Linked DNA regions of Homo sapiens: region 1 is linked to region 2. The links are chromatin contacts, found by Hi-C or POLR2A ChIA-PET in ENCODE. All regions are on one chromosome and are shown on one strand. The core of a region is the stretch at or near the end of the contact, and the rest is flanking DNA. Distances in the headings are between cores, read along the strand shown.

Region 1 (6,170 bases), core at 423-2,922, 6.6 Mb after region 2:
ATGACATACTGAGACACATGACAATCATAGTTTGTGCAACTATAACACCTAATAGTGTGTCCCTGGAACCAAATGCAACAAAGTCTGAGATTCATACCCACGATCTAATGGAAACAGAGAATGGAGTCCTGCATCTGCCCAGAGATTATTGCTAGAGGAATGCCAACTGGGAGGTACCTGGTTAACAGAAGCATCTGTATTAGCCACAGGTGAAGGGGAGCGACAGGCAGGTGGAGAGGAAATCTCACTGTTGGTTCCCTCCTCCCCAGACTCCTCAGTGACCGGTGACAGCAAAGTGTGACAGCGACCTGCAGTCATCTGCCACGTAAAATGTAGCCCAAAGGACATGAAAATCAATTAGCTATGTTAACATAAGTCCTGTTCAGGCACAGGCCAAAACAGAGTTAATTATAAAACGAAGGTTAAAATTACTGGGACCCGAATTCACATATTAATCCTGTGTTAGTATTTAAAAGTTCTGTCTTCAAGAGAATATGATGCTAGTAATCATTTGTAAAACAATCAGGGATGGGGGTGCATATGACATTGAAGTTTTGTTGTTGATTAAATACTTCATTATTTTCCTTTCTTTGGAGAGTTTGTGGCTTTATAAATAACTGGAAAAATCACGAATCATACAAATGAGAAAAGGTCTGTGAAATAAAGCTTGGTCTTTTGTGGACATCTCAAGTTTCAAATATGGTAGGAAGATAAATGCACCCAAAGTACTGTTATTGCCAAATGGGCTCAGGTATGGTTACTCATTACCTGAGGCACAGCACATATAAGGGAAAACACACAGCACTGGGAAACATTATAGTCACCAAAATACTCAATGCATTTTAGATGGCAAGTGTATAGGAAAATAGTGGTGCAGAATAGAAAATAACAAAGTTGATTTATTTTAATCCAAAGCCAAGCTTTAGACGGTCTGTTTTCATATTTTTCTAACAATAGCTGTTCTTCTAAATTGTATTACACATTTATACAGTAGAGTACATGCACATATGTAGTTAGCTAGTTAGCGTGGAGACCACAACTAAATATATATGCCATGAATTTCCCATCCCCCAGACAACTAAAACACTGTGCAAGTAAATTATTGTTTAAAGCTCAGAGCCTCTCAGTATTATTGCGAAATTATAAACAAATACAGGGTAGACCTCTGACATGTTAAGTAATTCAGCTGTCTCGAGCACATAGTTTCATTTTAACTGTCATTGTTTACAGTGTCAAAGATTGGCCCGGCCCAACGGTAGTCAAAGAGACTTAAGGAATCTGTTCCTCCCTCTGAATCTGCAAGATCGAAGGCTGGTCCCTGAAATCAGCCACGGAGAGGGAACATGGAGCCACTCGCCAGGCTCCAGTCAAAGAGCAAAGCCGCGGGGACCCACTGGATCCTTACCATGACCACAGAGGGGTGGGCCGAAGGCGTGGGGAGGAGCTCCCCATCCAGGTCCTCTGTCCCTTCCGCCAGCCCCTCGACCTCGGTCACCGTCAGCAGCATGGTGGCGTGCTTGGCTTTCATCGTCAGCATCTTGCACTTGGAATTCAAAGAAGCGATCTGCTCCTGGTAGCCCTTAATTTTCTGCGCCAGCTCCTGAGGAAACATTTCCCCCACCGGGGTGTCAGAGCAGCATCAAAAGGAAACAGAAGTAGTAGCGTTCATCTTCCTGCAGGGCGAGCCAATGAGCGCGCAGAGCCGCGCGGGCCCGGGAGGCAGGATGTGTAGGCGGCGAGTCCTCCTGCATCTCGCTACCGAGCCAGACCGCAGGCTGCGCGGCGCGGCGCAGGCACAGCCAAAGTGCCCGAGCCCGCGTCCCCGCGTCGGTACAAAAGGAGAAATGAGGGGATGAGGCCGAATGAGTGGTTTCTAATCGCGAGAGGCCCCATATGGAATCATGAACTTCCGCAACATTAGGAACTGACAACTCTCTTTAAAAGCAGAAAGCATCTGAAATTTACCAGATGGTTCCTGCCATGGAAATTAGGTCATGTGATGGCTAAAACCACACCAAAAAAAATGCAAGGCTCAGCTCTTACCCTACTGAGTACATTCAACAGAGATGACAGTCATTTATTTTACATAGGGTCACATACTCAATAGCCTGTCTGTTCCTATGTCTCTAAGAATTTTTTTTAGATAGGCTAGATATTGCATATGGAAATCCCAATTTTTAATGCAGATTGACCCCCCAAAAAAATTTTGTATATTCATCAAATTTTTTCTTGCTCACTTCATCATGTCTCAAATGTTGCTGAGGCTTTAACTAGAACTTTAAACTTGAAATGCAATTCGGATTTAGTGTCTTTTAATTTCACTTGCTTTTGAAAAAATAATTGTTTTTTTGTTTTTGTTTTTGAGCAGACAAGAATGAAAAAATATATTATGAGAGATAGAGGTTTTAAATATTTTATTAAGAGCTTATTGGAAATATAATCTGGATAGCACATAACCCTTAAAAAGGTAACTATAGATTCATTTTAGGAGTATGGTAATTCTAAAATATTAAAGTTTTACTTTCTTGCTTAAATATTTTAAGTATCAAATATTAAAATTATACTTTATTGCATCTTTAAAAAACGAAAATACATATTTCAAAACATGATTCCTAAAAGTACAAAACTATTATTCTTTTTTTTTTTTTTTTTTTGGCTTCTTTGTTTCAGAGGCTGTCATTTATTGTGCACATAGAACACATTTTGTGGGCCGGGTGCAGTGGCTCATGCCTGTAATCCTAGCACTTTGTGAGGCTGAGACGAGGGGATCACTTGAGATCAGGAGTTCAAGACCAGCCTGGCCAACATGGTGAAACCCTGTCTCTACTAAAAATACAAAAATTAGCCAGAAATTGCTTGAACCCGGGAGATGGAGGTTGCAGTGAGCCAAGATTGTGCCACTGTACTCCAGCCTGGGCAACAGAGTGAGACTCTGTCTCAAAAAAAAAAAAAAGAACACATTTTGTGACAAAAATATTAAATTGTAATGTCTTTAAAATAATTGTGTACATACATACACATACATTCATATATATACACACACATATACACATGCACACACACATATGTACACATAGTCATCCCTCAGTAACTGAGGGGCGTTGGTTCTAGGAACCCTCTTAGATACAAAATTCACAGATATTCCAGTTTCTGATGTAAAATGGCATAGTATTTGCATATAACCTATGCACATCTTCCCAAATACTTTAAATCATCTCTAGATTACTAATAATACCTAATACAATGTAGATGCTATGCATTATAAATAGGTGTTATACTGTACAATTTAGGGAATAATGACAAGAAAAGAAGATCAACATGCAGAGATGCAACCATCCTTTTTGCTCCTCAAATATTTTCCATCCATGATTGGTTGAATTCATGGATGCAGAACTTATGGATATGGAGGGCTGACTGTATGCAAAACACGTGTGCACATGCACACACACACACACACACACACATTTTGTTATTATTGTTGTTTTGTTTGTTTCTTCCTGCCCAACTGAAGCCGAGTGGAGCAAAAAACAGTCCAGCAGAACTCAGCCAGCAGGCAGTCAGTCTTCTTGACTCCTAATAGTATAGGAATTTTTAAAACAAGGATTTAAAAAGTAGACATCATTGCTTCTTTACCTCTGGGGATGCAGTTAATTAAACCTAATAGGATTTTTAAAAACAGTGATTGAATAGCTATTTACTATATCTTGTCTAGTGGCTAGCACGTGGGTACTCAATAAATGACATTTACTGCAACTAGTTAATACTAGAAAAGAGCTCTAGCAGATTACTGGACTCCTTGAATTTCAAGTCACCAAGCTTTCGCACAATGGTTTGCCATTATACAAAAATTGAAGGAATCTTTTTTATTATTTTATTTTATTTTATTTTTGAGATGGAGTCTCGCTCTGTCACCCAGGCTGGAGTGCAGTGGCGCAATCTCGGCTCACTGCAACCTCCATCTCCGGGGTTCAAGCCATTCTCTTGCCTCAGCCTCCCAAGTAGCTGGAATTATAGGCACGCGCCACCATGCCCAGCTAATTTTTGTATTTTTAGTAGGGACATGTTGGCCAAGCTGGTCTCGAACTCCTGATCTCAAGTGATTTGCCTGCCTTGGCCTCCCAAAGTGCTGAGATTACAGGCGTGAGCCACCATGCCCGGCAATTTGAGGAATCTTTATGAAGTAGACAGAGTTAGTATTAGGCCTTCCACCCTTTGTAATCACATGGCTGGGCACAGCTCCCTGCTACAGTATCCTGCAAAGATGTGCCCACACTGACAGCAAGTGACCATTTCTTAAGCTGCAATTCTCAACCTTATTGTGTACAAAACTCATTTGGATTGTTTCTTTAAAAAATGCAACTCTGGTCACCACTTCCAAAGGTTCTGATTTACCAGGTGTATGACAGTCTGCACTTCATAATTAGCCCATGTGACTCCAATGCACGTGACTTCCACTGAGAAATAGTACTCTACGACTTGCTTCTGTAAGTGTAAACCTCTTGTAATCTCATTACCTTTGAGGGTTGGTTATTCAAGCTGTGGTCAAATCCACTAAAATAAAATGGAACACTTGGTTTAATGTTACCCATTCTCTTTATAAAATTTCTGAAAATGTTTATAAAGGTAGGAATTTCAGGTAGAGTGGCCGCTAGAAGACAAGCAGCCCTCTGTGGCCAGTCTCTGGTATTCATGAGCAGGCTTTCCGCATCAGGCGGAAAGAAAAGAGGTGTGAGTATCCTCTCCTATGATTTAAAAGTGGCAGGATGATTTTTTTCAAATTAAATGCAACTTTTGAAAAAGTATTATTATTATTATTTTTTGAGACAGAGTCTCTCTCTGTTGCCCAGGCTGGAGTGCAGTGACACAATCTTGGCTCACTGCAACCTCCACCTCCCAGGTTCAAGCGATTCTCCTGTCTCAGCCTCCCGAGTAGCTGAGACTACAGACACCCGTCACCACCCAGGCTAATTTTTGTATTTTTAGTAGAGACGGGGTTTCACCATATTGGCCAGGCTGGTCTCAAACTCCTGACCTTGTGATCTGCCCGCCTTGGCCTCCGAAAAGTACTGGGATTACAAGTGTGAGCCACCACACCTGGCCGAAAAATTATTTTTAAAAGTTTGAATTCCTTAGGCATAAATAAATGATCAGTTATTTTTAAAGTTATTTGTAAGAAAACTAGATTCACCATAAGATTGAGATTCAATTAAAACAAGACAGAAAATACAGGCAGAAACCCTCTTCCCAATTTGTATGTTATCATCAGTTAAGCTTTCTCCACTCAGCACTTTCCTTCCTGTGTTTGTTTTATACATACAATGAAGCTCACACAGGACTGCATCATTTTTTACATGAAAATGTGTTCTAAGTCACAGTTGGTTTAAAACTAACAAACATAACATGGATGTTCAGAACTGTGGAAGAAAATGTGACAAAATAAACAGCTCACTGGACCAAGAGTCAGGAAGACATAGTCCACTGCTGACTGAGCTGAGTTCACTCTGTGACCTTGGGGGACTCATTTATTTTCCTGGGACTTCATTATTCTCTTTTGTTTAATTAAGTAGCCCAGATAGTTTCTGTTACAGTGGAAGAAAAATCACGGAATTTGGACACAAAGATACTGAGACTGAGTCCAATTTCAATCAGTTACTAGATTTAGGAGCTCAGGAAGTCATTTTTTCTAAGTTCAGTTTTTTTGTCAGTAAAATAAAGATGATTTTAAAAAAATCCTTACCCCGGCCAGTCGTGGTGGCTCACTCCTGCAATCCCAACACTTTGGGAGGCCAAGGTAGATGGATCACTTGAGGTCAGGAGTTCAATACCAGCCTGGCCAACGTGGTGAAACCCCGTCTCTACTAAAAATACAAAAATTATCAGGGCATGGTGATGTGCGCCTGTAATCCCAGCTACTCGGGAGCCTGAGGCAGGAGAATCGCCTGAACCCAGGAGGTGGAAGTTGCAGTGGGCCAAGATTGCACCACTGCACTCCAGCCTGGGCAACAGAGCGAGACTCCATCTAAAAAATAAATAAATAAATAAATAAATAAATAAATAAATAAATACCTCATAGAGTTGGTATAAAAAAGTGATGTAAAATTTTGTAAGTTACTTTAAAAAACATAAAGCTGGCTGGGCATGGTGACTCATATCTTTTATTCTAGCACTTT
Region 2 (6,598 bases), core at 3,085-5,584:
GTCAATTATCTTGAGAAAATAAAGCCAAGACCTGAGAAAAGCAAATCTGAGAACAAGAGAGTGAGAGCTAGAAAGCAAGTGAGGAGAGAGAGGCTGTACTCCATGCTTCTTTCAGTTTGGTTACATGAATTGATTTTTTTAAAATTATTTTTAGACTGGTTCACATTCAGTTTCTGTTACTTGCAATTAAAGAGTCCAATCCAGCATAGTTAATGTGATTTTTAGCCTGTAATAAGTGATATAAGAAAAAGGAACAGATGTTACGAGAAAGAATCAGTAGGTAGTTAGGGAGGTCTTCTAGAAAAGCAACATGAAAGAGGAAACCTAACAAATAAACGCATGTCAGCCTGGAGAGGAGTTGAAAGAAAGGTTTCCCACCTGCCTCCTTCAACCCCTTCCCATCACCAACATGGAATAAGCATGCTCTAAACACAGCAGGGAAAGGGTTTCCTGGAAAGGACCCTAGTGTGGGTATAGGAGCTGGAGATTGGGTGAAACAAATCCTGTGATGTCTACAGACCCACACGACAGACCTAGAGGTAAAAAAAAAAAGGAAACTCCATTCAACAATAAAATATACTAAATTATCCCACCTCATGATCAAGTTCTTTTTACTTTGCCAATGATAACGATCTTAAGCCTGCTGGCTCCCCAGCCACACACCCTGAGCGGAATTTTATCCTTAACAAAATCTGCCAAATTACACAGTATTCCATGGAGTGTTCTCCCATTTAGAGGAGGTTTTCAATAAACCTAACAACTTCAACAGAAAACCACCACAGCTACCCCTACTGATCAGCATATCCTTCATTCATAAAAATGAATGGATATCCAAGGACTACCAGATACTGGAGAAAAATCAATAGAATAAAAAAGCCATCCTGAAAAAACAATTGACTACAGAGCACATGTATGTTTATAGCAGCAAAATTGACAATTGCAAAGATATGGAACCAACCTAAGTGCCCAATGACTAATGAGAACACAGGAAAACAAAACCAAACACCACATGTTCTCACTCATAAGTGGGAGTTGAACATAGAGAACACATGGACACAGAGAGGGGAACATCACACACCAAGGCCTGTTGGTGGGTGGGGGTTGAGGGGAGGGAACTTAGAGGATGAGTCAATACGTGCAGCAAACCACCATGGCACATGTATAATACTTATGTAACAAAACTGCACATTCTGCACATATATGTCATTTTTTAGAAGAAATTTTTTTAATGAACAACAAAAAAAAGAGAAAGAAATCATAGAAAATTTCCCTGAGTTGAAGGAAACAATTCCTGGAATTTAAAGAGCCAACCAAGTGCCAAGTGATAAAACAGACTGCTAACAGGAATGGGCTTAGTTTCACATTAGAATTATCAGCCACAGCTGATAATTATCAGCTAGAAATTACTGAGGCAAAGTCTTCAAAGGAAAAATTATTTTAAGACCAGAATACTGTACCAAATGATCAATCAAGTGGGAAAGCCAAATAAAGACATTTTAGGAATTTGAGGGCTCAGATATTTTCTCTCTGATTTTACCATTTCTTGAAAATTTTCCAAAGAAATGATTAAGGTTTTTAAGAAAGAGGAAGATATACCATTTAAAACAGTGCAACTAACATAGGAGTTCGATTGTTTTCTTTAAAGTCTCAGGTTTACAGCTAAGACTTGTGTGTGTGTGTGTGTGTGTGTGTGTGTGTGTGTGCGCGCCAAAGTAAGGAAGGGAGAGGAATGTGTAAGTAAGCTATTTTTCTTATCCTCTCATATAGGGGTAACTTCCTGCATAATAGGATTATGAGAATGAACTTTCTATGTAACAGAAAGTCAACGGTCAATATTTTATATAAAACTGATACATATATCAGAAACACACACACACATATATATATATATATATATATCAGAAAGCCATATATTAGTGAAAAGTGAAAATTAGAACAGGAATCCTAATTCTTCAAGGAAAAAATTCTATTTCCAAGAAATAAGCAATATGCATTCATCAAGTAGTGCAATTAAGCTAGGACATTGTGAGAACTGGTTTAACTCTTCTGTTAAAAAAATTAATAACAAATTTTTAAATAAGTTGTAGAAGAACATTACAGTCCAAATATGAAGTAAAACAAATTCTAGTACCATTTTAAGTAAAATCTGAACATGATTTATAGTGAAGAAAAGAGAATTTTTCCTTGCAGTGGTACAGTTTTCATGTCACAAAATTTTATTTCCTTGTTTACGAGTCTAATTGCACAACGTGGTTTCCCAATAATCATAGTAAAAAATAATAACTAGCCCTTATTTAACATTTACCATATGTCCTCTTGTAAGTTCTTAATATATATCCTATTCTACAAAATACAGTTCATTTATTAGGCAGCTTGGTCCTTTCATTGTGAGCTGAGGTGACACGCCTCAAATCCCACACTGGTTGGTGAGCCCAGGCAATCTGGCTCCAGAATCCTTGCTCTTAAACACTTGGCTACCCTGCTTCTCATAAAGCTCTCTGTTAATTTACGATGTTTAGAATCAGTCTATTTACCTTAAACAAGAAGGCACTGTAACAATTAGAAAATAGAATATAAATTATATAAAACTTGATAATGTAAAAGTCATAATAAACCAAAGTGAGACAGGAAGAAATTGTAATATTTTTCTTATCCTCTCTTATAGGAGTAACTTCCTAGAAAGTCAACAGTCAATTTTTAATACAAAACTGAAAATAATTCCTGCTTGGATAGTAAAGAAAAATATTTATCAAAAAAACTGAAAATAATAGTAAAAAAAAATCAGCAGGGAAGACAGAGAGTGAACTTGAGCTAAATTCCTCATATTTCATAACAAGTGTGATGGTTAATTTTATGAGCATCCAGTAGGTGTCAATATCTATTGCCTAATTTTAACTTTTAAAATTATATATAACTTATATGGTAACTATTAGAAAAATTAAAAACAAAAGTTTGTGGTACCTTAAGAAATAGCAACATAAGCAAACTATTAACGGCATAGGGAGGACTATCAGAAAAGCTAAATAACTAGGGAAAGGGAAGATCTTTGTTTCACACCATTTCCATTTTTATTACAATTATCAGATATTATTTTAAAAAATAATTCTACAATACTATGAAAAATAGTAATACTCTGTAAAGAAAGGATAAACTGAAGAGGGTATCTTTCAATTCTGTCATGGTAAAATAACAGACCAATAAATGCTACCAGACCATAAGCCCAGTGAGGTAGAGAAGGAGAACAAGGATAATATATAAACACATTCCACTCTAATCTTCTTTACTGATTCTTTGTTTCTACATCATTACAGGCTAAATGGCCCATTTTTTTTTTCATATAAACTTCTAAAGAGACATTCATTTCATTGACTTCAACTATTGAGTCACACCCACTCCAGTCTACAACCTTGCACATTTCCTTTAAAGAAAGGAGCTGTCTCAATTCAGACACTGTTGGCGGGAGCCGACATTAGATAATCACCCTTTTAGGGCATAATTTAGCAGTCTTTAATGAAGTGTTAAAAAAAATGACTGCATTTTGACCTAATAATTTCACTTCTTTGAATCCACTCTGCAGAAACACTCCCGAATGTTCAAAGATATCTGTAAAAGGAATTTCAATTAAGCCACTACTGTTTACGACAGAGGAAAACTGAAAAGAACCTAAATGCACATTGGTAGATGCAGAATAATTTGTTGCCATTTAAAATATACATCTACATGTAAAATACATATCTACGTGTAGTGACAGTGAAAGATGTCCCTAACATATTGTTAGGCAAGAAAAGCAAAAATTCAGAATTACTATACAATTTTTGTAAAAAAAAAAAGTATATGCATATATCACATACATAAATGTGTACAAGCAGTGTGCTTAAGATGTGTGGAGGAAACACTGTAAGTTTTCACTATGTACATTTCTTTATTATTATTTTACAACCAGCATGTATTGTTTTAGTATTTTAAGAAATCAGGTCATGTCTCAATTGTCATATATCTGGGATTAAAAAAGAAAAAAAAATCCAAAAAGGGAAATATTCAACGTTTTTCCATTAGTTCATTCTCAATATCTATGAAAAAAATCTAAGTAGCACATTGCTGTCTAGGATTAGCGAAAACGCTAGTTTCGTTGGTTGGATCGTTTTGGGTTTTTTTTAGTGAATTAGAGCAGGAAAATGAGGACACAAAACCCAACCAAGGCGGAGTTGGGCTGTTGAAGCCATCAGCGGCGCGCGGCCGGGCAGCCAAGGGACCCGCGAAGGGGGGGACTCGGAGGTCGAGGGGCACTCGGAGGGCGAAGGGAGCCCCGGGCGGGAGACGAAGGGCACTGGCCCGTGACGCAGGCGCGGTTGGAAAGAAGCTGAGGACTGGATGTGCGGAAACCAGGTCAGAGGGGCAGGCAACAGAGTGGGCGGGAAGGCGGCCGGGAGCGCTATACGGGTCTAGGGAATCAGTAGGAAGCCGGAGGCGCGGCTGGCGGCGACAGCGTGGCCGGCAGAGCAGGGTCAGCCCAGGTCGCCCGGGGAGTGCGCAGGGACGCGGGCAAAAAGCCCGGGACGCGCGCCGCCGGGGCCTGCGGGGCCTGCCCGAGGCCGAGGCCCCGGTTGGGGGTGCGGGCCGGAGCTCCCGCTCTGCGCCGGGGGCAGGCGTCTGCTGGCAATACCTTCCCAGGAGAGCTCTCCTCCCGGCTCCCGCTTCAGGAACTTGTACCAGAACGTGTCCACGCGGCCCGGCTCCGCCCCGTCCTGCGCCGCCTCCTCGGCCGCCAGCTCCACCTCCCCGAGCCACAGGCCCGGCTCCTGCAGGGCCAGGGCCCCGTCGCCCGCCGCGGTGCCGGCCGGCCTCAGGCGGACGGCACCGCGCGGCTCCCAACGCCCCAGCTCGGGCCGCGACCCCACCACCAGCAGCTCCGGCCGGGCGCCGGCCACGGCGGGTGGCACCACCACCCCAAAGCGGAAGCGCATGGCGGGCGGCGGCGGCGCGAATACCCGGGCCCGGAGTCCCCGCGGCCGGCAGGCGCGGCCCGAGCACTAGGCGGCCGCAGCGATTGGGCGGTGGTGTGGGAGCCCCGGGCACCGGGGAGAACACGTGCTGTTCTGCGCCTTCTTTGGGATGCATCACGCGGCTCCCGAGCCCAGACTTCGTCCAGGCCGGCGGGAAGGGGTCAGCGGAGCCGCTAGCTGCCTCTTTGTGCCCCGCAACCCCGCGGGCGGTTGATTTCCACCTGTGGGCGCTGGGGACACGCGACCGGAAGAAATGGAAGAGAAAACGGGGTTCGGGGAGGGAGGAAAACTTCTAAGCCAGGCGATCGTCCAGTTCTCTCTCCAAGAGACTGGAAATTAACTTTATGAGGATCATAAGGAAGGGAATGACCTCTAGACAGCCGCCTTCTAATTGTGAAACGGGGGAAGATCTTGGACCTGGTCTCTGGAGCGCTCCCTATCTTAACCAAGTCACTTACTCTAGCAGGTCTCAGGTTCTTTGTCTGTAAAATGAGGGTGTAAAATAATGATCTTTCTAGACCCTACGAGCTCTGAAGGATCTCTGATTGGTGGAGATCACCCAAGACCCGGAGCTGATGCAAAACATTACCTACCATTCCCTTGTCTGAAAAGCCACATCAACTTTCTTTTTTCAAAAACTATATTTTTAGTATGTGTAAAGTAAGTTTGGAGTAAATACTTTCAAGTCCTTTTCAAGGTCAAAACAAAAACTAATTCTGTGACTACAAATGTATGCTTTTTTTTTTTTTTTTGAGACAGAGTCTCGCTCTGTCCAAATGTATGCATTTTTAATGGAGTAAATTAAAAAAAAAAACCTTTGTTTAAAATTTACTTTCAGCAAAAGTCAGCATTATTTTTTCAACTTAAAACCTTTTTGGGTTTTAAGTTGAAACAGGTTTTTTAGCTGTCTGGCCCAAATCCAAAATACGTATATCTTGGTGGGGAACTTCAATTTGTCTCTGCCATAAGACAAACGAATGTCCTGATACTTTTTGATTCTTTAACAAAATTATCCTTGTATTCTTAGGTTTATATATTCACTAACATTTAACATAACACAAATCTGTTACGTGAATTAAAGACACACAAAGGCATTTTTACCAGTGTTTGGAAGTTTGTGAATAGTAAAGGGGAACAGGCCAAAATTTCATGCGTTGAGGATATAAGTAAAACAGAAAGTGCAAAAATGTAAACTACACAAACTCAATCTCTTGTGGAACAATTAGAAAACTAATAATACATTTTACTCTTGAATGTTGATATTCCACTCGAAGTTTGGTTGGTTGCTAAGCTTAAGGATAAACACTATGAAAAATGTGAAGACAGAAGGGCTGGCCAAACACAGCTGATTCGGCAGCAAATCACACATTAAATCACAGTGGCATGTGAGTCGGTTTATTCAAATTGCTGTTAAAAGATATTCTTAGAGTAAGTTTAGGAAAATAAGAGTCATTTGGCGATGCAGAGAGGATTTTGTCTACAGTGGAATCCAGACTCCGGTGAAAGTTCTCATTCCTTCAGGACCTGGGAGCTAACAGCTCCGGACTTTCTTGTGCTCCACTGTGCTGCCTATGTTGTGTGCTTCCCAAATGGCA

What was found. A loop is a pair of places that touch in the nucleus more often than their neighbours do. ChIA-PET counts read pairs that join two places held with the same protein, here RNA polymerase II (POLR2A). Pooled maps may share reads with other maps.
Region 1: a map with no recorded cell type shows a loop between it and region 2 (16-fold over the local background). The contact joins the enhancer-like site here to the promoter of EPM2A-DT in region 2. A Hi-C loop is called at or near these places in 2 of 37 single-sample maps with no recorded cell type and 1 of 50 pooled maps. POLR2A ChIA-PET finds 5 or more read pairs at or near these places in 1 of 52 experiments (activated CD4-positive, alpha-beta T cell).

Annotation. Positions count from the first base shown.
Region 1 is chr6:152,300,464-152,306,633 of GRCh38, forward strand. It overlaps SYNE1 (spectrin repeat containing nuclear envelope protein 1), which reads right to left. Exons shown (of 146, transcript NM_182961.4): 92 at 1,406-1,600; 93 at 178-318. Among named protein-coding and RNA genes, the nearest start is that of SYNE1-AS1, 77 kb to the right of the region's middle. RefSeq lists enhancers at 1,267-1,316, 1,367-1,766, 1,917-1,986. Within about 2 kb of position 1,673, at least 35 of the 41 ENCODE cell types and tissues checked have a DNase peak (open chromatin) inside an H3K27ac peak, as active enhancers do.
Region 2 is chr6:145,730,535-145,737,132 of GRCh38, forward strand. EPM2A-DT (EPM2A divergent transcript) reads left to right here and starts at 4,335. Exons shown (of 3, transcript NR_038246.1): 1 at 4,335-4,386. EPM2A (EPM2A glucan phosphatase, laforin) reads right to left here and starts at 4,986. Exons shown (of 4, transcript NM_005670.4): 1 at 4,664-4,986. The coding sequence starts at 4,964. RefSeq lists a silencer at 4,461-5,050 and enhancers at 5,211-5,270, 5,281-5,330, 5,351-5,400.